Regions from separate parts of the Homo sapiens genome. Here region 2 is linked to region 1. A link is an interaction called in ENCODE POLR2A ChIA-PET data of the cell type or tissue named here. Cell type or tissue: B cell. All regions are shown on one strand. Links, peaks and the distances in the headings refer to the core of each region. The heading gives the core; the rest is flanking DNA. Region 1 has its middle 36 kb from the start of CDK17. Region 2 overlaps CDK17 (cyclin dependent kinase 17).

Region 1 (10,435 bases), core at 1,049-5,048:
CCACCATGCCTGGCTAATTTTTTGTATTTTTAGTGGAGATGGGGTTTCACCATGTTGGCCAGGCTGCTCTCAAACTCCTGACCTCAAGTGATCCGTCCGCCTTGGCCTACCAGAGTGCTGGGATTACAGGCATGAGCAACCACGCCTGGCCCTCCTTTTGGGTTTTTATGGAACCTTTATGACGTCAGCATTCCTTTCCCCAGGGTATGGGCAGGATCCTCTCTGGGAAGAGTCCTAAGACCCACAGTCAGAAAGGTGGGGGTGGGGCAGGAAGAATTAGAGTCCTGCCTTGAAGCAGGGGAGAAGAAGGCAGGAGGTCAGAGGCCTGCCCCCGAGGCCTAACACACCCCACATTACACCAAAAGATTGTAATGGCTAGGCTCGGTGGCTCCTGTCTGTAATCCCAGCACTTTGGGAGGCCCAGGACTGGGGATCACCTGAGGTCAGAGTTTGAGATCCGCCTGGCCAACATGGTGAACCCCTGTCTCTACTAAAAATACAAAATTAGCCAGGTATGGTGGCACATGCCTGTAGTCCCAGCTACTCGGGAGGCTGAGGCAGGAGAATCGCTTGAACCCAGGAGGCAGAGGTTGTGTGGTAGGCCTGGTCTCACAGATGCAGACCTCTGTAACAACTGTTTCAGCACTGACTAAGTAGTTAAGTTAAATATTAAAAGCTGAAAGAGCCAGGATCCTTATACAAAGGCTGGAATGTAACAAAAGCCCACCAAGAGTTTTGGCTAGCTTTTCCTGGGCCTTGAAGCATGACAAAATAATGAAGCAATTCTTAACAGGACCCTTTTAGGATTAAACAAGTTTTATTGGGGGTCTGAAGAAACTCCCCAGGCCTCCACAAACAAGTTTATTGGGGCCTAAAGGAACTCCCCAAACCTTTATGATTTAGCAGGATACAAATAAGGGCAATTGGCTGGGCACAGTGGCTCACGCCTGTAATCCCAACACTTTGGGAGGCCAAGGCAGGCAGATCACAAGGTCAGGAGATCCAGACCATCCTGGCCAACATGGTGGAACCCCATCTCTACTAAGAATACAAAAATTAGCCGGACGTGGTGGTGCGTGCCTGTAATTCCAGCTACTCAGGAGGTTGAGGCAGGAGAATTGCTTGAACCCAGGACAGGGAGTGTTGCAGTCAGCCGAGATTGTGCCACTGCATTCCAGCCTGGGCTACAGGGCAAGACTCCATCTCGGAAAAAAAAAAATACAAAAATTAGCCGGGCATGGTGGCGCATGCCTGTAATCCCAGCTACTTGGGAGGCTGAGGCAGGAGAATCACTTGAATCCAGGAGGTGGAGGTTGCAGTGAGCCGAGATTGCGCCACTGCACTCCAGCCCGGGTGACAAGAGTGAAACTCTGTCTCAAAGAAAAAAGAGAGATAAAGGTCATCACCCCAGCACCTAGACCCATTTAGACTAAGTAAACTTACTAAGGCTTCAGAAAAAGATCTACAGGACTCAGACCCTAGTTACAGATTAAAAGAAGTTCATCACTTATGTCTTTAGATGAATATAGCTTAGAAAGTATATAAGCTTTGGAAAACTTTGTAATTTGGAGTTGGTCTGGCGATAATTTCCAGACCTTCTCCCTGTAACCAGTTACAGAAGTAAAAGTTCTCTTCCTCCCCAGTTCATCTGCATCTCGTTATTGGGCCATGAAAAATAGAAGCCTGGCCCTCAGTTTGGTCTGGTAACAGTTGCAGTGAGCTGAGATCTTGCCACTGCACTCCAGCCTGGGCAACAAGAGTGAAACTCCATCTCAAAAAAAAAAAAAAAAAAAAACAAAGACTATAACAAGGGCTGTGGGAATTCTGAGCCAGGAACCGTGGACAAAAACCTATATATATATCATAACACCACAGGCCACTCCCTGGTTTTCACCCATGGATCACTTACATCAAATAATATACACAATCATTAATAGTTAATGAATAGTTATTAATACAATTATTACTAGTAATAATGCATTAATAATTAACACAATGTGTTTCAGTCCATCACAGTGTGTATCTCCCAGGATGAGGCCACTTAGGTTTTCAGGTTTCATTTAGATCTTGTCAGGTTCCAAAAGCAGGAGTGGCCTCCATAGATATGCTGCCTCACCCTTTCAGGCATCTGGGGAATTGAGGTAAGTGGCTGGGCATGGTGGCTCACACCTGTAATCCCAGAACTTTGGGAGGCCTAGGTGGGCGGATCACTTGAGGTCAGGAGTTTGAGACCAGCCTAGCCAACATGGTGAAACCCCATCTCTACTAAAAAAAAATACATAAATTAGCTGGTTGTGGTGGCAGGCGCCTGTAATCCCAGCTACTTGGGAGGCTGAAGCAGAATTGCTTGAACCCATGAGGCGAAAGTTGCAGTGAGCCAAGATTGTGCCACTGCACTCCAGACTGGGCGACAGAGCAAGACTTTGTCTTTAAAAAAAAAAAAAAAAAAAAAAAAAAAAAGGCCGGGCACTGTGGCTCACGCCTGTAATCCCAGCACTTTGGGAGGGTAAGGCTGGCAATCACCTGAGGTCAGGAGTTAGAGACCAGCCTGAGTGAAACCCCATCTCCACTAAAAATACGAAATTAGCCGGGCATGGTGGCACATGCCTGTAATCCCAACTGCTCGGGAGGCTGAGGCAGGAGAATTGCTTAAACCCAGGAGGCGGAGGTTGCGGTGAGTTGAGACTATGCCATTGCACTCCAGCCTGGGCAACAAGAGCGAGACTCCATCTCAAAAAAAAAAAAAAAAAAGAGGAAAGCGAGTGTAGGAGGCAAGATGGTGAAAGAGGATCAATAATTACACTGGGAGTAGAGGTTTGGAGGAAGTGTCAGTACATTCAAGTGTTCCCTTAGGAGAACCAAGTTATGTGCAGTAGCTTCATTTATTTTATTTTATTTATTTATTTATTTTTTAAGATGGAGTCTCGCTCTTGTTGCCTGGGCTGGAGGGCAGTGGTGCGATCTGGGCTCACTGCAACCTCCACTTTCCAGACTCAAGCAATTCTCCTGCCTCAGCTTCCTGAGTAGCTGGGATTACAGGCACGTGCCACCATGCCCAACTAATTTTTATATTTTTAGTAGAGACGGGGTTTCACCATGTTGCCCAGGCTGGTCTTGAACTCCTGACCTCAAGTGATTCGCCCCTCTTTGGCCTCCAAAAGTGTTGGGATTACAGGCATGAGCCGCCGTGCCCAGCTGGCTTTATTTATTTTATTAAACACTAAAGAGAAGGGCAGAGGTCTTGGAAACATTTCGGTTACACAGACACACTTACAAAGAAGACTAACAGTGTAATAGTGCAAGCCAAAGATGCGTAATGAGTGATGCAGATCATAAGTGCAGTAGAGACTTGAAAGGAAGGGAAACCACAGTGGATTACAGTGGTCAGGAAGGGCCTCACGTGACATGTGAGACTTGAACTTTGAAGAATGTTTAAGAGTCAGTTAAGGGAAGACAAGAGAGCATTCTTGATAGATAGAGAGATGGATAGAGAAAATGGAAAGAGCAAAGTTGTGGAATGAAGAACATGCCAAGAATACAAGAGTGCCAATTAGGATTAATACAGTGGTCTCTTAAAATGATAACGCTATGAACCAGGAAGTTGGTTCTGTTTTAGCAATTTAAAAATCTGGTTGTGAAATTATAAAGGTGGAGCTAGTTACAAATTACTGTTTCAAAAATAATTATAGCCTGGGCACGAGGGCTTATTCCTGAAATGCCAGCACTTTGGGAAGCTGAGGTGGGAAGATTACTTGAGGACAGGAGTTCAAGACCAGCCTGGACAACATGGCAAGACCCCATCTCTACAAAAAATTAAAAAATTAGCCTGGTGTGGTGGTGTGCACCTGTGGTGCTACTTGGGAGGCTGAGGTGGGAGGATTTCTTGAGCCCAGGAGGACGAGGCTGCAGTGAGCTGTGTTCATGCCACTGCACTCTAGCCTGGGCAACAGAATAAGACCCTGTCTCTTAAACAAAATTATAACAAATACAGACTTAAATTCAAAATAATATAGTTGGTCAAATTGTTAATTTATTAAAAACTATAGCACTGGTCATTTCTATAACCACAAATATCAACATAAAGTTACAAGATTATACAAACATGCTAGTCATGACTAGTTGACTAAAATATATAAGGTACAAGGTAAAGGACAAAATAGAAAGTATCCATGTCTATGAATAAAGGGTTATTAAAAATTATTGTGGCCAGGTGCGGTGGCTCATGCCTGTAATCCCAGCACTTTGGGAGGCCGAGACAAGAAGATCACGAAGTGAAGAGATCAAGACCATCCTGGCCAACATGGTGAAACCCTCTCTACTAAAATTACAAAAATTAGCTGGGTGTGGTGGCACATGCCTATAGTCTCAGCTACTCAGGTGGCTGAGGCAGGAGAATCACTGGAACCCAGGAGACGGAGGTTGCAGTGAGCCGAGATTGCGCCACTGCACTCCAGCCTGGGCGACAGAGAGAGATTCCATCTAACAAAAAAAAAATTGCATATAAGATATTCTAAGAACTACGTGAGACAAAAAGTTATGGCATAGAACTGTCCTTAAAGAACTAAAATCTAGAGATGTCTGTGTGTGGCAAGATGGTAGGGCGAAAGGCTAAGGAATGTAGACTTTTTTTTTCTTTTTTTGAGATGGAGTCTTGCTTTGTCACATAGGTTGGAGTGCACTGGCTTGATCTCGGCTCACTGCAACCTGTGCCTCCCGGGTTCAAGCAATTCTCCTGCCTTAGCCTCCCGAGTAGCTGGGATTACAGGCGTGTGCCACCAGGCCCAGCTAATTTTTATATTTTTAGTAGAGGTGGAGTTTTGCTATGTTGCCTAGGCTGGTCTCGAACTCCTGGCCTCAAGTGATCAGCCCACCTCGGCCCCCAAAAATGCTGGGATTACAGGCGTAAGCCACCATGCCCAGCCCCACAGTGATTCTTTAAAATGTCAGTATCACCCCTGTTTCACACAGCTGGAAGTACATGGAGGAAGGCCTCCAGGAACTCAGCTGACACGCTCCCAGCACCTCCTCAACATTTTCCCAGCCTGTTCCCCATACTGCATACTGAGATGCTCCTGGTCCTCTCTTCCTACTTACTGTTCTACCTGGCCCTTTGGACTTCACCTTGCCACTACACCCCTAGTTATCAGTTTGCTGTCTACACATATAGGATGTTCTTTCAGCTACAAGAAACAGAAATCCCAACAAATAGTGGCCTAAGAGCATAATAATATTTGTTGTTCACTAAACAAGAGGCCAGTCTCAAGGTTAGTTTGGTAATTCAACAATGTAATCAAGAAGGCAGAGTCCACCATGCCTCCTCAGTAAGTCAGCAATGTCTGTCTTTGCGAAGCTCTTGCCTTGAGATCCCCTCATACAACGGCATTCAAGCTGGAATCGAGGGAAGAGAGGCCAAAGGCTTCCACTTCCCTAGCGTTTCTTTTATCAGGAAATAAATTTTTTCCTCATACCCTCAATTGACTACTTCTGACAATGCACTGGTTAAGTCTGGGCCATGTGCCCAGTCTCCTACCAATACTGGCAAAGGAGAATAAGTCCACTACGATTGGCTTAGACCAATCATCACTCATCCCATGGGCTGGGAATGTTTTCCTGAACAAAACCGGGGCTCTGTTAGCAGGAAAGAAGGGGAATGGCAGTGGAGTAAGCAATTCAGAGTATCTGTGATGGACTGTGAGTACAAAACCTTATCCTGTCCTGTGTAATCACTTCTCAATTAGCCCTTGGAAGCTCCACCTCACTGCCTTCAGCCCCTATCTTCCCTACTACTCTTTTGGAAAGTTCTTGGTTTGATTTGTCCTGCATCCTTACGCAAGTCATAGGTAAGTCTATAAGATGTAGACAGTAGTCCTTACAAAAGAATTGCCCAGAGAGGGCCCTTGCTTGGATCCGCAAGGCAAGGCTGACTGATGCTATGAGAGATATCAGTGAGGTCTTTTGAACCTCTGTCACTAGTTTTATCTTATATGTACAGATTTGAGAGTTTAGCTCTTGCTTTTAATCCCTAGAGTCTGTCAAGTGTTGGATTTTATGGGGGTGGATAATATAAACATCAAGGATTAGGGGAGAACAGTTTGAGGAGGAGCTGAAAGAAAAATAGAGAATGCCAGTGTCTGCAGATGACAGGGCCTTTGTAAGACTCTCTCATTATCATCTCTTTTCTGTGGTTCATTTCACATTAAAATTTCCATCAGCATTTTGGCATGGATAAACCTTGGCAATGTCTCCTTGAAAAAATAATTATCATGTATTTTTCTTGTTAAAGCTGAGCAGATTTTTTAAAATGGTTACAGCTCTGGAGTATTCATTAGTAAAATCTACTGGGCTTTTAGATAGTAGGTATCATTAGTGTTCTGTAATGTAGCTAATTTCATTCACTGACCTCTCTTTGCGTCTATGCTTTTATAGTTCTTTATTCCAATAGTTCTAATTATCATAAATATAAAAGGGGTACACATGTCCATTTTTCTTTCTTTCTTTCTTTCTTTTTTTTTTTGAGACGCAGTTTTGCTCTTGTTGCCCATGCTGGAGTGCAATGGCATGATCTCGGCTCACTGCAACCTTTGCCTCCAGGGTACAGGTGATTCTCCTGCCTCAGCCTCCCAAGTACCTGGGATTACAGGTGCCTGCCACTATGCCTGGCTAATTTTTTGTATTTTTAGTAGAGAATGGGTTTCACCGTGTTGGCCAGGCTGGTCCTGACTTCAGGTGATGCACCCACCTCGGCCTCCCAAAGTGCTGGGATTACAGGCATGAGCCACTGTGCCTGGTCTACATGTCCATTTTTTAAGAAGTTTTTGCTTCATTCCACCCCCGATGCTGTGTTGCTCTGTCCTTATAAGCATACCCGTTAACCTCGATGTCCTAGGACTTATCTATTTATTTATTTAATTTGAGACAGGTCTCGCTCTGTCATCCAGGCTGGAGTGCAGTGGTGTGATCATGCCTCACTGCAGCCTCATCCTCCTGGCCTCAAGCAATCCTCCCACCTTGCCTCTGGCATAGCTGGGACTGCAGGCATGAGCCACCGTGCCCAGCTAACTTCTTTTATTTTTAGTAGAGACAGCTATGTTGTCAGGAGCTGATCTTGAACTCCCAGGCTCAAGCAGTCTTGCCACCTTGGCCTCCCAAAGTGCTGGGATTGCAGATGTGCCACAGCCCTGGTCCTAAGATTTATTTTTGATTTGAGAGGAACAAGAGGGCTCGTGACTAATAGGGGCCAACTCTTTCTGGTCCAGTGGGCTTCTTCCTCTATTTTCCCTAAAATAGATTGTTTATACATTATCCTAAGCCATGTTTACGCCAGGGATTTTCATGTATGCCAAATAACATTTATAAGAAAATTTAAGTTCAGTTGAGAACTGCAAATAAAAAGCTTTTAGTTAAAAAGAAAAAAGCTTTTAGTTAAAAAGAAAAAAGCTTTTAGTTAAAAGGTGACCTCATCTCTCATTCTGCCCATCTTTCATACCCCTTTCCTGTGTATACACACACGTGCCCTCCCTGCTCTCTGGCCACCCTGGATTCATCATCATTCAGAGGAAAAAGATCTCTGACCTGCATGCCTTTGCTTATTTTATTCCCTTTGCATATGGGGCCATCTCCACCTCTCTGCCTAGTTATTCCGTCTTATCCTTCAAGGCCCAGTTCAAAAGCCATCTCAGTGTGAGACCTTTCTAGAACTCACTTCCATCCTGCTTCCTAGGGATATTTCAGCCCTTCCTATTCTCTGTATTCCTATAATAGTTTGAAATAGCTTTCCTCTAAAGCTTATAATGTCTTAGTCCCTGCCTGTCCTAGCCCTGCCTACTTTTGGCTAGAGTCGACCCTCACCCTGGAGAGTTCTTAGAACCAGGGCACTACCTTTCATCTCCCTGTTAGCCCTGATACTGCTTAGAGTGCCAGCTGCAGTGCCCCTGGCCATCAGATGGAGTATTTGGGTACCAATATGAGCCCTCATCATCTAAGTGCATCATGCCTCTTTTGGCATTACAATTGGGACAGCTGGGTACTCTTTAGCCTGATTTGCTCTCTTCTCTCCATTGTCTTTATTGCCAGACTGTGAACTCACTGAGTGTGTGAACTAGACTTTACAACTTGGAGATGACAGAAATTTCAATATCTCAAGCAGTGATAGTGAGAAGTGTGTTAAAATCCTCAGTTTACTTTTCTTTGAGTCGTGGTGCACAGGGTTTTAGAAACAGAGGCTCCAAATTTAGCCAGGAGTGGTGGGGGGCACCTGTAGTCCCAGCTACTTGGGAGGCTGAGGCAGGAGAATGGCATGAACCCGGGAGGCGGAGCTTGCAGTGAGCCGAGATCGTGTCACTGGACTCCAGCCTGGGGGACAGCGAGACTCTGTCTCAAAAAAACAAAAAAAAACAAAAAAAAAACAAAACAGATGCTCCAATGATTGTTCCCTTGGTGAAGATTTCTTCAAAAACAAGCAGTTCTCAAAAAAGGAAAAACAAATGGCTTACAAACATCTGAAATTATATTTAACCTCACTCATAATAAGATAAGTACAATTTAAATATATGCTGAGATACCATTTTTTACCAACAAAATAGGCAAAAAGCAAAAACTTTGTTAACAGGCTGTACTGTTGAGGATATGTAATAATGCATGCTCTTCTGTGAATCTACATGTTCTTTGACCCAACAGCATCACTTCTATATATATATATTTTTTTTGAGACAGAGTTTTGCTCTGTCACCCAGGCTGGAGTACAGTAGCATAATCATAGCTTACTGCAAACTTGACCTTCCAAGTTCAAGCAGTCCTCCCACCTCAGCCTCCTGAGTAGCTGAAACCACAGGTGCACTATTTTTTTGTTTTTTGTTTGTTTTTTGAGACAGAGTTTCACTCTTGTCACCCAGGCTGGAGTGCGGTGGCGTGATCTCAGCTCACTGCAACCTCCGCCTCCCAGATTCAAGTGATTCTCCTGCCTCAGCTTCCCAAGTAGCTGGGATTACAGGCGCTCACCACCACGCCCAGCTAATTTTTGTATTTTTAGTAGAGACAGGTATTCACCAAGTTGGCCAGGCTTGCCTCGAACTCCTGGCCTCAGATGATCCACCTGCCTCAGCCTCCCAGGGTGCTGGGATTATAGGTGTAAGCCACTGCACCCAGCCTTTTATTTTTTTATTTTTACTTTTTGTAGAGACAAGGTTTTGCTGTGTTGTCCAGGCTATTCTCAAACTCCTGGGCTCAAGCAATCCTCCTTCCTCAGCTGCCCAAAGTATTGGAATTGCAGGTATGAGCCACTGAGGCCAGACTAGAAATTTATCTTATAGACATGCAGGCATATGTGAAAATCAGCTTACATATTATGTTATTCATGTCTGTATTATTTGTAGTGGAATCAGAGTAAAACAACTTAAAGTTTTATCAATAATGGTTGAACTAGTTTACAGTCCCACCAACAGTGTAAAAGTGTTCCTATTTCTCCACATCCTCTCCAGCACCTGTTGTTTCCTGACTTTTTAATGATCGCCATTCTAACTAGTGTGGGATGGTGTCTCATTGTGGTTTTGATTTGCATTTCTCTGATGGCCAGTGATGATGAGCATTTTCTCATGTGTCTGTTGGCTGCATAAATGTCTTCTTTTGAGAAGTGTCTGTTCATATCCTTTGCCCACTTTTTGATGGGGTTGCTTGTTTTTCTCTTGTAAATTCGTTTGAGTTCTTGGTAGATTCTGGATATTAGCCCTTTGTCAGATGGGTAGATTGTAAAAATTTTCTCCCATTCTGTAGGTTGCCTGTTCACTCTAATGGTAGTTTCTTTTGCTGTGCAGAAGCTCTTTAGTTTAATTAGATCCCATTTGTCAATTTTGGCTTTTGTTGCCATTGCTTTTGGTGTTTTAGACATGAAGTCCTTGCCCATGCCTATGTCCTGAATGGTATTGCCTAGGTTTTCTTCTAGGGTTTTTATGGTTTCAGGTCTAACATTTAAGTCTTCAATCCATCTTGAATTAATTTTTGTATAAGGTGTAAGGAAGGGATCCAGTTTTAGCTTTCTACATATGGCTAGCAAGTTTTCCCAGCACCATTTATTAAATAGGGAATCCTTTCCCTATTTCTTGTTTTTGTGGCAATTCATCAAGGATCTAGAACTAGAAATACCATTTGACCCAGTCATCCCATTACTGGGTATGTACCCAAAGGATTATAAATCATGCTGCTATAAAGACACATGCACATGTATGTTTATTGTGGCACTATTCACAATAGCAAAGACTTGGAACCAACCCAAATGTCCATCAATGATAGACTGGATTAAGAAAATATGGCACATATACACCACGGAATACTATGCAGCCATAAAAAAGGATGAGTTCATGTCCTTTGTAGGGACATGGATGAAGCTGGAAACCATCATTCTCAGCAAACTATCGCAAGGACAAAAAACCAAACACCACAT
Region 2 (12,560 bases), core at 5,254-9,253, 87 kb before region 1:
GCCTTTTAAAAAGTTTTCAAAAAATATGCCTACAAAAATCTTAAAAATTACATATGGGGTGCACATTACATTTCTACTGGACAATGCTGACATAGAGCATTTTATATGCTCTATGTCAGCATGGTTTTAAGAGAGTCTAAGAGAAAAAAATAGAATCACATAAACCTTAACCTTTTCTTCATATAGTGCATTTGAACAATGTATCAGGGGACATTCTATGCGCTTCTAACTCAGAATAATACGCATGGCACTTATTTCATCATCAAAGAGTGAAGAAAATCCTGGTCTATAAAGTAATTTTAACTATACTTATTTTATATTCTGTCAGGAGTAAGAAAGATATTTCTAATTCATAAAAGCAAGAGAAAAATACTTATAAAGCTAAACCTTACTATAAAATTTTCAAATAAAATCACATCTTCAAATTGTTCCTATTTTTAATCTGTGGTATAATTGTAAAATTTTAATTAAGTTACAATGATTTGTAAACACAGATAATAAAGAATTTCATTACCACAGCCTAGATCATTATTAAAGAAAAAATATTCCCAAATGAAATAGGTTCCCTGACATTTCTAATTATCTTTAAGTAGAACTGTGCATATCAACTTTTTTCGTTAGCTGAGAACAAAGGCACATATGCTAAACTAAAAACACCTTTTGTGACATAAAAACTACTACTTACACTGGCTTTAAGGTTAATCTTTAATATTTACTATAATAGGGCAGTGCTAAATTACTGATTATCTAAAATTGGAACACTCAAGAGTTTGGTTAAAATATTTTATCAGTTTAATAAAAATTTTTGAGATTATGAAGATCTTTACACTATCATTTCTTTTTTTAACTTTTATGCTCAGGAGTACATGAACATGTTTGTTATAGAGGTAAACTGCATATATGGGGGTTTGCTGTGCAGATTATTCTGTCACCAAAGTAGTACGTATAGTACCCAATAGGTAGTTTTTTTATCCTCTCCCTCCTCCAATCTTCACCCTCAAGTAGGCCCCGGTGTCTGTTGATCCCCTCTTTGTGTCCATGCGTTCTCATTGCTTAGCTCCCACTTATGAGTGAGAACATGTAGTATTTGGTTTTCTGTTCCTACATTAGTTTGCTTAGAATAAATGGATGAATCTGGAGGCCATCATCCTACGCTATTGTTTCTATGAATATTAAGATAGATTAAACAGTGTGACTTAATGGTAAATGACTAAATATTCACATTTCAGTGTAAATGTCATTCTTCAGAGGGCCCTTTTCTGACTCTATTCCTCTATCCTTAGTTTTTACTCATAGCACTTATCATATACATACACACACACACACACACACACACACGTCTCATATATGTACGTGTGTGTACTGCAAAACTAATGTTTTTCTAGATGTCAAAAACACTTCTAGCTTTTTGTAATACTTAGATCAAATTTAAAACGGTAAAAGGGCAGTAAAGGGTTACAGAATGACAGCATATAACTCTCCATTTAAAGACAGTTGAAAATGTTCAAAAATCAGTTATCAACAATAAGTACATAAAAGGAACATGCAAATATAATGAATTATCTTACTTCGCCTTGGGCTAAACTTGTTCTTGGATTATCTGCTATACAATTAAGGAAAGGTAAGAATTCTATTTACTTAAGGAATATAGATAATGATTCTAGAATGCCAACTCAGTTTGGGCCTTAGGAATAGAAAAATATGCATACCATACACTGTTTTAAAAGAAGATAACAGCTAAAAATACTCCCAAACTAGATGTTCTAGTATGAGTCTTTACTTGTAAAAATGGTGTTATAGTGTGGTTTTCTCAGCACTTGCAGTAAGAAACTCTTTGCATACAATTTCACCTTATAGTCAAGCTACTCTAATATAAAAGGACTTATTAGAGTGGCAATCCACTGTTTATGTTTTTGAAATATTCTTAAAACAATTTTTTGTTAATAATTGCAAAATATTAAAGAAAAGGCTAAATATTGTTTTTAAATGACTAAATGACTTTCCTTTAGGTAAATAAGCAAAACATACACGTAGAACAAATCAAGTATTGTGAAGAATAAAATCTAGGATTTATTGGGAAACTAAGATTATTCCACGTAATGTTGCTTTTGTCAGTCTTTCTGAAATATCAAACAGAGATAAAGACAGATTTATTTCTTCATAACATTTTCAGCAACGATGACTATAAATAAAAACTACTGTAAAAAAAGTGAACTCATTAAGTGGCATGTAAGCAAATATTCTGTTATTTTCCCCACAATAATTAAGCCATGACAAATACCCAACACACTCTAGGACATGTAAGCTAATCATACAGAATGAGGAATAACCAGTGTTTAAAACTTAAACTTTTTTCATTAGAGACAATGTTGTTATTTGCATAAAACACAAAGTAAAATACAAAAATTAGCCAGGCGTGGTGGTGTGCACCTGTAATCCCAGCTACTTGGGAGGCTGAGGCAGAAGAATCGCTTGAACCTGGGAGGTGGAGGTTGCAATGAGCTAAGATCATGCCACTGCACTCCAGCCCAGGTGACAGAGCAAGATGCCATGTCAAACAAACAAACAAACAAACAAAACCATGAAGTGATTGTACAAAACACTGACAGAGCACTGAATTAAAATTTCAATCATGCTATAGGTTTTTTATACAAACACTTAAAATTTTTAATCCTTGGCCAAGTGTGGTGGCTCACGACTGTAATCTCAGCAATTTGGGAGGCCAAGGCAGGCGGATCACCTGAGGTTGGGAGTTCAAGACCGCCTGATCAACATGGAGAAACCCCGTCTCTACTAAAAATATAAAATTAGCTGGGTGTGGTGGTGCATGCTGTAATCCCAGCTACTCGGGAGGCTGCCGCAGGAGAATCGCTTGAACCCAGGAGGCAGAGACTGCAGTGAGCCAAGATTGTGCCATTGCACTCCAGCCTGGGCCAACAAGAGAGAAACTCTGTCTTAAAAAAAAAAATTAATCCTTGATGTGTTCAAATCTGAGGCTGATTCTTTTCTTTTGATAGTATGAATAGTGAAACACACAAACTAGAAAAAAAGAAATGTACCAAAGATTTTCCTCCATTCAAAAATACCATAAGAAAGACAATATTAGTTTATTATGACACTTGAGGTGTAAAATGTCAGAGAAGAATGCTCTAGAGCTTGGTTCTTGTACCAAAAACAACCAGTAAACTGGAAAAACAACAAGAATCAACTATCTTCCAAGTATGGAACCTAATTAGACACTAAAAACAACCAGGAAAGTGCTTCATGCAGAGGCTGCTGATCTTGACTCACATGGGCAAACCAGTAGCTACCATTCCCCATTTCTCAGCTTTGCCACAACAGTAAGGAATAGCAGCCCCCATCTCTGGAGCGACTTATTAGTGCCATAGCAGGCAGTGGGAGAATTTTGTCCTCCAAAAATTCAAGTTTGAATATTTTGGTCAGTTTGGCAGATCACTGAGAGACAGGCACAGAGGCAGATGCTTGCCTTTATTTAGGCCCTCTGGGGCTACCGGGCAGGGGAGGCGCACCTGCATCTACTGGAAGATCTAATAAGACAGCACCTTCTTCTTTAAACCAGATATTGTTATATCATTGTCAGGTCACTGACTTACTACAGAGATAATGTAATAGAAACTTCAGTGACTATACACACAAGAAATACACAGTTTGCAAAAATGGTTTTGGAAAGTCACAAAGGGATGACAACAGCCTTCAACTAGCCAAGAAAGGCCTGATGAGTGGGAGAATCTGATAACCACAGTTACCACATTGTACTACAGTGGCTAGGTCTCAACAAATAACCACAAAGCACACAAACAGGAAAGCATGGCCCATTAAGAAAAAAAGCATTTGACAGAAACCTGAAGCAGCACAGAATTTGGAATTGCTAGTCAAAAATGTTAAATCAACTGTCCTAAATATACTCAAAGAGCTGAAGGAAATCAGGAAAACAATGTATGAGCAAAACAAGAATATCAGTAAAGAGACTGAAATTATAAAATGGAATCAAACAAAAATTCCAAAGCTAAAAATTACAATAACTACAATTTAAAAATTCACTAGAGTGGTTCAACAGATTTGAACAGGCAGAAAAAATGATTAGCAAATTTGAAGACAAGGCAATTAAAATTATCCAGTCTTAGGGATACAAAGAAAAAAGAATGAAGAAAAATGAATAGAGCCTGATGAACCTACCGGACAGGGACACTATCAAGTGTACCCACCTACACAGCATAGGAGCCCCCAAAGATAAAAGAAAGGGGGAAATATTTGAAGAAATAACGGTGAAAAGCTTCTCAAAGCTGATGAAAGACATGAATACATACATCCAAAAATTTCAAATAAATCCAAGAATAAATTCAAAGGAGATACAATATTCAGACACATTATATCCAAAGTGTAGAAACCCAAAGACAAATAAAGTATCTTGAAAGCAGCAAGAGAAAAGCAACTAGACATATACATGGGCTCTTCAGTAAGATTAACAGCTGATGTGTCATCATAAACTGTGATGACCAGGCAGCAATAGGAACGGCATATTTTAAATCCAGAGAGAAAACAAAAAGTCAACCAAGAATTTTATATTCAGCAAAACTATCCTTTAAGAATGAAGGAGAAATTTCCAGATAAAAGCCAAGGAAGTATGTTACCAGTAGACCTACTCTACAAGAAAGATAAAGGGAAACCTTCAGGCTATAATGAAAGGACGTAAGACATAACACTGGTAAAGGTAATTACACAGGTAATTATAAAAGAGAGTATTAACGCACTTTTGGTTTTTAACTTTTTGCTTTTCTTGTTTTTTTAATTATTTTATTGTTGTTGTTTTTGAAGTTCTGGGGTATATGTGCAAGATGAGCAGGCTTGTTACATAGGTAAACATGTGCCATGGTGGTGTGCTGCACTTAACCCATCACCTAGGTATTAAGGCCAACATGCATTAGCTCTTTTCCCTAATGCTCTCCCTACCCCTGCCCTCCTCCGACAGGCCTCAGTTAAGTGTTGTTTCCCTCCCTGTTTCCATATGTTCTCACTGTTCACCTCCCACTTATAAGTCAGAACATGAGGTGTTTGGTTTTCTGTTTCTGTGTTAGTTTGCTGAGCATAATGGTTTCCAGCCTTAACCATGTCCCTGCAAAGGACATGATCTCATTCCTTTTTGTGGCTGAATAGTATTCCATGGTGTCCATGTACCACATCTTCTTTATCCAGTCTATCAATGATGGGCATTTGGGTTGATTCCATGTCTTTGCTGTTGTGAATAGTGCTGCAATGAACATACACATGCATGTATCTTTGTAACAGAATGATTTATATTCCTTTGGGTATATACCCAGTAATGGGATTGCTGGTCAAATGGTATTTCTGGTTCTAAATCTTTGAGGAATCGCCACACTGTCTTCCACAATGGTTGAACTAATTTACATTCCCACCAACAGTGTAAAAGCATCCCTATTTCTCCGCAACCTTGCCAGTATCTGTTGTTTCTTGACATTTTAGTAATCGCCATTCGACTGGTGTGAGATGTTATCTCATTGTGATTTTGATTTGCATTTATCTTAAAAGGTAAAAAAAATTATAAATCTGCTGCTGGGCACATAAAATATAAAAAGGTAATCTGTGACAATAACAATATAAAAGGGAAGAGACAGAGATATACAGGAGCAGACTATTTATATACTACTAAGTTGGTATTATTCAAATGAGGTTACTATCATTTTAAGATGTTAACTATAATCCTCAAGGTAACCACTAAAAAACTAACTATAAAATATTACAGAAAAGAAAAAAAACAAAGGAATTAGAATGGTATGCTATTTTAAAAATTAGCAAAGTGCAATAAAAGGGCAAAAATAAAAAAATTAAGGAGTTAGAAACAAATAAGACATACAGAAAACAATAGCTAACTAGAAAAATTAGTTCTTCCTTATCAGTATTTTAAATGTAAATGAATTAAACTCTTCAATTAAAAGGCAGAGATTGTCAGACTGGATTTTTTAAAAACCCAATCCACCTAAATGCTGTCTATAAGAGACCGGGTGCAGTGGCTCATACCTGTAATCCCAGGACTTTGGGAAGTGGGTGGATCGTGTGAGGTCAGGAGTTCAAGACCAGCCTGGCCAACATGGTGAAATCCCATTTCTACTAAAAACACAAAAATTGGCCAGGTGCAGTGGCTCACGCCTGTAATCCCAGCACTTTGGAAGGCGGAGGCGGGCAGATCACAAGGTCAGGAGATCAAGACCAGCCTGGCCAACATGGTGAAACCCCATCTCTACTAAAAATACTAAAAAACAGCCGGGCATGGTGGCACACGCCTGTAGTCCCAGCTACTCGGGAGGCCGAGGCAGGAGAATCACTTGAACCTGGGAGGTGGAGGTTGCAGTAAGCTGAGATCATGCCACTGCACTCCAGCCTGGGTGACAGAGTGAGACTCTATCTCAAAAAATAAATAAATAAATAAATAAAATTAGCCAGGCGTAGTGGCGTGCACCTATAATCCCAGCTATTCAGGAGGCTGAGGCAGGAAAACTGCTTGAATCCGAGAAGCGCAGCTTGCAGTGAGCCAAGATTCCACCACTGCACTCCAGCCTGGGCAACAAGAGCAAAACTCCACTAAAAAAAAGGCCGGGCATGGTGGCTCACGCCTGTAATCCTAGCACTTTTGGAGGGCAACACAAGTGGATCATGAGATCAAGAGATCAAGACCATCCTGGCCAACATGGTGAAACTCCATCTCTACTAAATATACAAAAATTAGCTGGGCATGGTGGCAGGTGCCTGTAGTCCCAGCTACTCAGGAGGCTGAAGCAGAAGAATCACTTGAACCCAAGAGGCAGAGGTTGCAGTGAGCCGAGATCACACCACCGCACTCCAGCCTGGTGAGGGAGGGAGACTCTGTCTCAAAAAAAAAAAAGAGAGAGAAGCACTTTGGATACAAAGACACTAAGAAACTGAAAGTGAAAGGATAGGAAAAAATATTCCATGCAAATAGTAACCAAAAAAGAGCAAGTGTAGCTATGTTTTTGTCAGACAAAACAGAGTATGATAACAAGACACGAAGGCCATCATATATTATAAGGGGTTCGATACATTAAGCTATATCAATTATAAACGTTTACACACCTAAAAACAGAGACTAAAAATATATTAAGCAAAAACAGAATTGAAAGGAGAAACAGACAACTCTACAATAATAGATGGAGACTTCAATATCCTATTTTAAGTACTGGACAGAAGAACCAGACAGATTTATAAAGAAATACAGGACGTGGCTGGGTGTGGTGGCTCATGCCTGTAATCCCAACACTTTAGGAGGCAGAGGCGGGCAGATCACCTGAGGTCAGGAGTTTCAAACCAGCCTGGCCAACATGGTGAGAACTCGTCTTTACTAAAAATACAAAAGAAGCTAGCCAGGTGTGGTGGTGCATGCCGGTAATCCCAGCTACTCAGGAAGCTGAGACAGGAGAATTGCTTGAAGTTGGGAGGCAGAGTTGAAGTGAGCCAGGATCACACTCCAGCCTGGACGACAGAGTGAGACTCTGTCTCACAGAAAGGGGAAGGGAAGGGAGGGGAGGGGAGGGGAAGGGAGGGGAAGGGAGGGGAAGGGAGGGGAAGGGAGGGGAGGGGAGGGGAGGGGAAGGGGAGGAAAGAAATATAGGACTTGAACAGCACTATATACCTATTGTATTAGACCTATCAGATATACATAGTACACTCCACCTAACAAGCAGAATACACACTCTTCAAGCGCATATGGAACATTCTCCAGGACAGGCCATAAGGCAGGCCATAAAACAAGTCTTAATAAACTTTAAAAAACTAAAATCATAAAAAGCTCTTTTCCAATCAAAATGGAATGAAACTAAAAATCAGAAACAGAAGGAAAACCGGAAAATTTGTGCATATGTGGAAATTAAGCAACATATTCTCAAACAAGCAACTGATCAAAGAAGAAACCACAAGAGATATAAAAAAGACCCTCATGCAAATGAAAACAAAAACACAACATACATAAGCATATGAGATGTAGCTAAAGAAGTGTAAAGAGGATGTTTATAGCTATAAAAGCTTACATTAAAAGAGCTCAATAACCTAACGGTACACTTTATAGAATTAGAAAAAGAACATCAAACAAAACTCAAAGCTAGCAGAAAGAAGAAAATAATAAAGTCCAAATTGGAGATAAACAAAATAGAGAATAGAAAAAGAATAGAGAAAAAACAAAACAGAAAGTTGGTTCTTTAAAAGATCAACAAAATAGGCTGGGCACAGGGAGGCTGACGTGGGTGGACCACCTGAGGTCAGGAGTTTGAGACCAGCCTAGCCAACATGGTGAAACCCCATCTCTACTAAAATACAAAAATTAGCTGGACGTCAAGGCAAGTACCTGTAATCTCAGCTACTTGGGAGGCTGAGGCAGGAGAACTGCTTCAACCTGGGAGGTGGAGGTTGCAGCGAGCCGAGGTCGTGCCACTGCACTGCAGCCTGGGCAACACAGCGAGACTCTGTCTCAAAAAAAAAAAAAAAAAAACAAAAAAGAAAAAAAAAATCAACAAAATAAATTTTTAGCTAGACTGACTAACAAGAAGAGATTACACTCAAATGACTAAAATCAGAAAGTGGAAACATCACTACCAATTATACAGAAATAAAACGGATTATAAAAGAATGCTATGAACAATTATATGCTAACAAATTGGATAGCTTAATGAAATAGACAAACTCTTACAAACACACAAACCAGCAAAACTCACAAGAAGAAAGAGACAACCAAAATATACCTAAGAAGTGAGCTGACAATCAGTATAAAACACTTCCAACCAAAAAAGCCCAGGACCAGATGACTTTACTGGTAAAGTCTACCAAACATTTAAAGATGAATTAACAACCTATTCCTAAACAACTGAAGAGGGGGTAACACTTCTTGACTTCTATAAGGCCAACATTACCCTGACACCAAAGCCAAACAAAGACATCGTAAGAAAAGAAAATTTTACAAGTCAGTATCCTTTATAAATATAGATGCAAAAATCCTTAAGAAAATACTAACAAATTGAATTCGGCAGCTTATTAAAAAGATTATACCAAATGGGTATATAATGAACCAGGATTTGTCTCAAGAATGCGACGGTGGTTCAACATAAGAAAATCAATTAATGTAGCCAGGCGCAGTGGCTCACGCCCATAATCTCAGAACTTTGGGAGGCTAAGGCAGGTAGATCACCTGAGGTCAGGCGTTGGAGACCAGCCTGGACAACATGGTGAAACCCCGTCTCTACTAAAAATACAAAATTAGCCGGGCATGGTGGCGCATGCCTGTAATCCCAGCTACTTAGGAGGTTGAGGCGGGAGAATCGCTTAAACCCAGGAGGGGGAGGTTGCAATGAGCCGAGATTGGGCCATTGCACTCCAGTCTGGGCAACAAGAGCAAAACCCTGTCTCAAAAAAAAAGAAAATCAACTAATGTAATACATCACATTAGCAAAATGAAGATAAACCACATGAACTTCTCAATTGATTTAGCAAAAAAAAAAAAAAAAAGGATTTTACAAAATTCAACACCCTTTCATGATAAAATCACTCAATAAACAAAAGAGAAAGGAATTTCCTCAACATGAAAAGGCCATATATAAAAACTCACAGCTAATATCGTATTCAATGGTGAAAGACTGAAAGCTTTTCTCTTAAGATAAAAAACAAGACAAAGATGCCTGCTTTCACCACTTCTATTCAATACCGTGCTGGAAGTTCTAGTCAGAACAATTAGGCAAGAAAAAGAAATATAAGGCAGCCAAATAGGAAATGAAAAAATAAAACTATCCCTATTTAGAGATGACATGATCTTATATGAAGAAAACCTTAAAGAATCCACAAATAAAACCCCATTAGAGCTAATAAACTAATTTCCTTAAGATGTAGAAAGAAAACTGCCATGATGAAATCAGTTGTATTTCTATAGGTTAGCAATGAACTATATGAAAGGGAAATTTTAAAAAGAATCCATTTAGAATAGCATCAAAAACAGTAAAATACTTAGGAATAAATTTAACCAATGCAGTGATAGACTTATATGCTGAAAATTACAAAATATTGTTGAATAAAATTAAAGAAACCTAAATAAATGAAAGTATATCCCATAGTCATGGATTGGAAGACTTAATATGATGTCAACATTATCCAAATGATCTACAGGTTTAATGCAATCTCTATCAAAATTTCAATGGTGCTCTTTTGCAGAAAAAGAACATGGTCTAAAATTTGTTCCGGTTTACAGTGAGCTATGATTATGCCACTGCACTCCAGCCTGGGTGATAGTGGGATCCTGTCTCAAATTTAAAAAAAAAAAAAAAGCAAGACAACGACGATATCTTAAAATTTATATGGAATTCCAAGGAACCTTGAATAGTTTTGAACTAGAAGAACAAAGGTGGAGGTCTTATGTGTCCCCATTTCAAGACCTAATAAAAAGATAAAAAGCTACAATAATCAAAACATTATGGTATTGACATAAGAATAGATATATATAGACCAACAGAATAGAATTGAGAACCCAAACACAGACTCTCACACCTGATTTTTGACAAAGGTACCAGGACCATTCAATAGGGAGGGAGCAGTTTATTTAGCAAATGGTGCTGGGAAAACTGGATGTTTTCATGCAAAAGAGTGAAACTGGACCATTACCTTACACCATATACAAGAGTTAACTGAAAATGAATCAAAGGCCTAAATATAAGAGTTAAAACTGTAAAACTCTTAGAAGAAATATTCCTGATATTGGATTTCACAATGATTTCTTAAATATGACACCAAAGGCACAGGCAACAACAAAAAAGACCCCCAAAAACAGACATATTGGACTTTAAATTTAAAATGATAGTAAAGAGAGTGAAACAACCCACAGAATGGGTTAAAATACTTGCAAATCATATATCTGACAAGAGTTTAATATCCAGAAAGAACTGCTACAACTCAACAGCAAAAAACAAACACCCAATTTAAAAATGGGTAAAGGTCTTGAATGTACATCGCACCAAAGATATACCAATGGCCTATAAGCACATAAAAAGATGCTCAACATTATTACTCATTGGAGAAATGCAAACCAAAACCACTATGAGATACCACCTCATACCCACTAGGATGGCTACTATCAAACAGAAAGCAGTGTCAGTGAGGATGTGGACAAACTGGAACACTGATGCAACTGTAAAATGGTGTAGCCATTGTGAAAAACTGGTAGTTCCTCAAAAAACTAAACACAGAATAATCATATGACCCAGCAACTCTACTCCTAGGGATATACCAAAAAAAAAAAAACTGAAAACAGGGACTCAAACAGATACTTGTACACCAATGTTAATGGCAGCATTATTCACAACAGCCAAAAGGTGAAAACAAACTGCCAATCAACGGATAAACAAAATGTGGCATATACATACGATGCCATAAAAACAAATGAAGTTCTGACATATGCTACAACACAGATGAGCCTTGAGAACATTATGCTAAGGGAACTAAGTCAGACACAAAAGGACAAATATTATATGATTCTACTTACATGAAAAAGCTCTAGAAATAGTTGTGATGGTTACACAAAATTTCAATCTTAATTGTCGTTGAACTTTATGCTTAAAAATAACTAAAATGGCAAATTTTGTTTTGTATATTTTATCACAATAAAAACATTTTAACTGTCGTGTTAGCAGGCATTTATATCAGTTTTCCATCAAGCCTAAATATGGTCAATATTTCATTTGAGTGGAGCTTTACTGAAATAATTGGCTAAATAATTTCAATATGACCTATACCAATTATGCTGAACACAACAGAATATATCAGGATTAGCGCTTTATGGTTATGATATAGACGCTCACAAAAGACTGTTGTTGCTCCCAGCTTAACAGTAAGAATGAGCCAGACAAACTATAAAATCATAGTTTTTTAAACTCAGAAAGCTGAGGATGCAAAGAAAATAAATCAACTAAATTCTAGAGGAACAAGCCCTTTCTGGAAAAGAAAACAGGGCTGGGATCATGGTGAAAGGAGAAGTGAACCTGCAATAGGAGGGGGAAACCAGCCAACTTTTAACAGACTTTTCAAGGGGAACACGGGGGCAAGATAGATTAAAATCTCAGAAATCTCATTCACAAAGCAAATCTGCACTTTCCCAATAGGATCCCTTCCAAGTATTGAAGCTGAATAAGGGAAGGTGAGGCGATGGGACCACAGAATGCTGAGGACAAGGCAGAAGAGCTGAGAGAAACCCCTGTTCAAGTGGCACACTAAGTGTAAGGTGGCCAAAGGAAGGTGGCAGGGTATTAGTTCAGTGCTCTCTCCAGAGGTAAGGACCGAAGCCAGAAGTGGGGCTAGAGAGAGAGAAAAAAAAAAAACATGTCCCAGCTGCTCCAAATGCCAACAGCTGTGCTGTGAAACAGAGAGGGATCTCCCACAGTACAACAAACTGGGCTATAAAGGCTGGGGTGGGCTATAAAGGATGGCGAGATTGCCTGAATCTCACAGGTACTCAGATGGCAAACTCTAATAAAGGGAGT

What was found. ChIA-PET counts read pairs that join two places held together with the same protein. Peaks named below come from ENCODE experiments on the same cell type or tissue, not always from the same donor. Only the 100,000 strongest peaks of a DNase experiment are listed, where the experiment ranks them.
Region 2: POLR2A ChIA-PET joins it to region 1 with 7 read pairs; 4 of 35 experiments call an interaction of 5 or more read pairs at or near these places.

The regions. Positions count from the first base shown.
Region 1 is chr12:96,431,022-96,441,456 of GRCh38, forward strand. No RefSeq gene overlaps it. Among named protein-coding and RNA genes, the nearest start is that of CDK17, 36 kb to the left of the region's middle. In B cell, for the core only: no CTCF peak of the experiment used is centred there; a DNase peak (open chromatin) is centred at 3,370.
Region 2 is chr12:96,340,007-96,352,566 of GRCh38, forward strand. The region is part of intron 1 of CDK17 (cyclin dependent kinase 17); the gene reads right to left. Among named protein-coding and RNA genes, the nearest start is that of CDK17, 54 kb to the right of the region's middle. In B cell, for the core only: no CTCF peak of the experiment used is centred there; a DNase peak (open chromatin) is centred at 7,065; H3K4me3 peaks cover 656 bases; H3K27ac peaks cover 799 bases.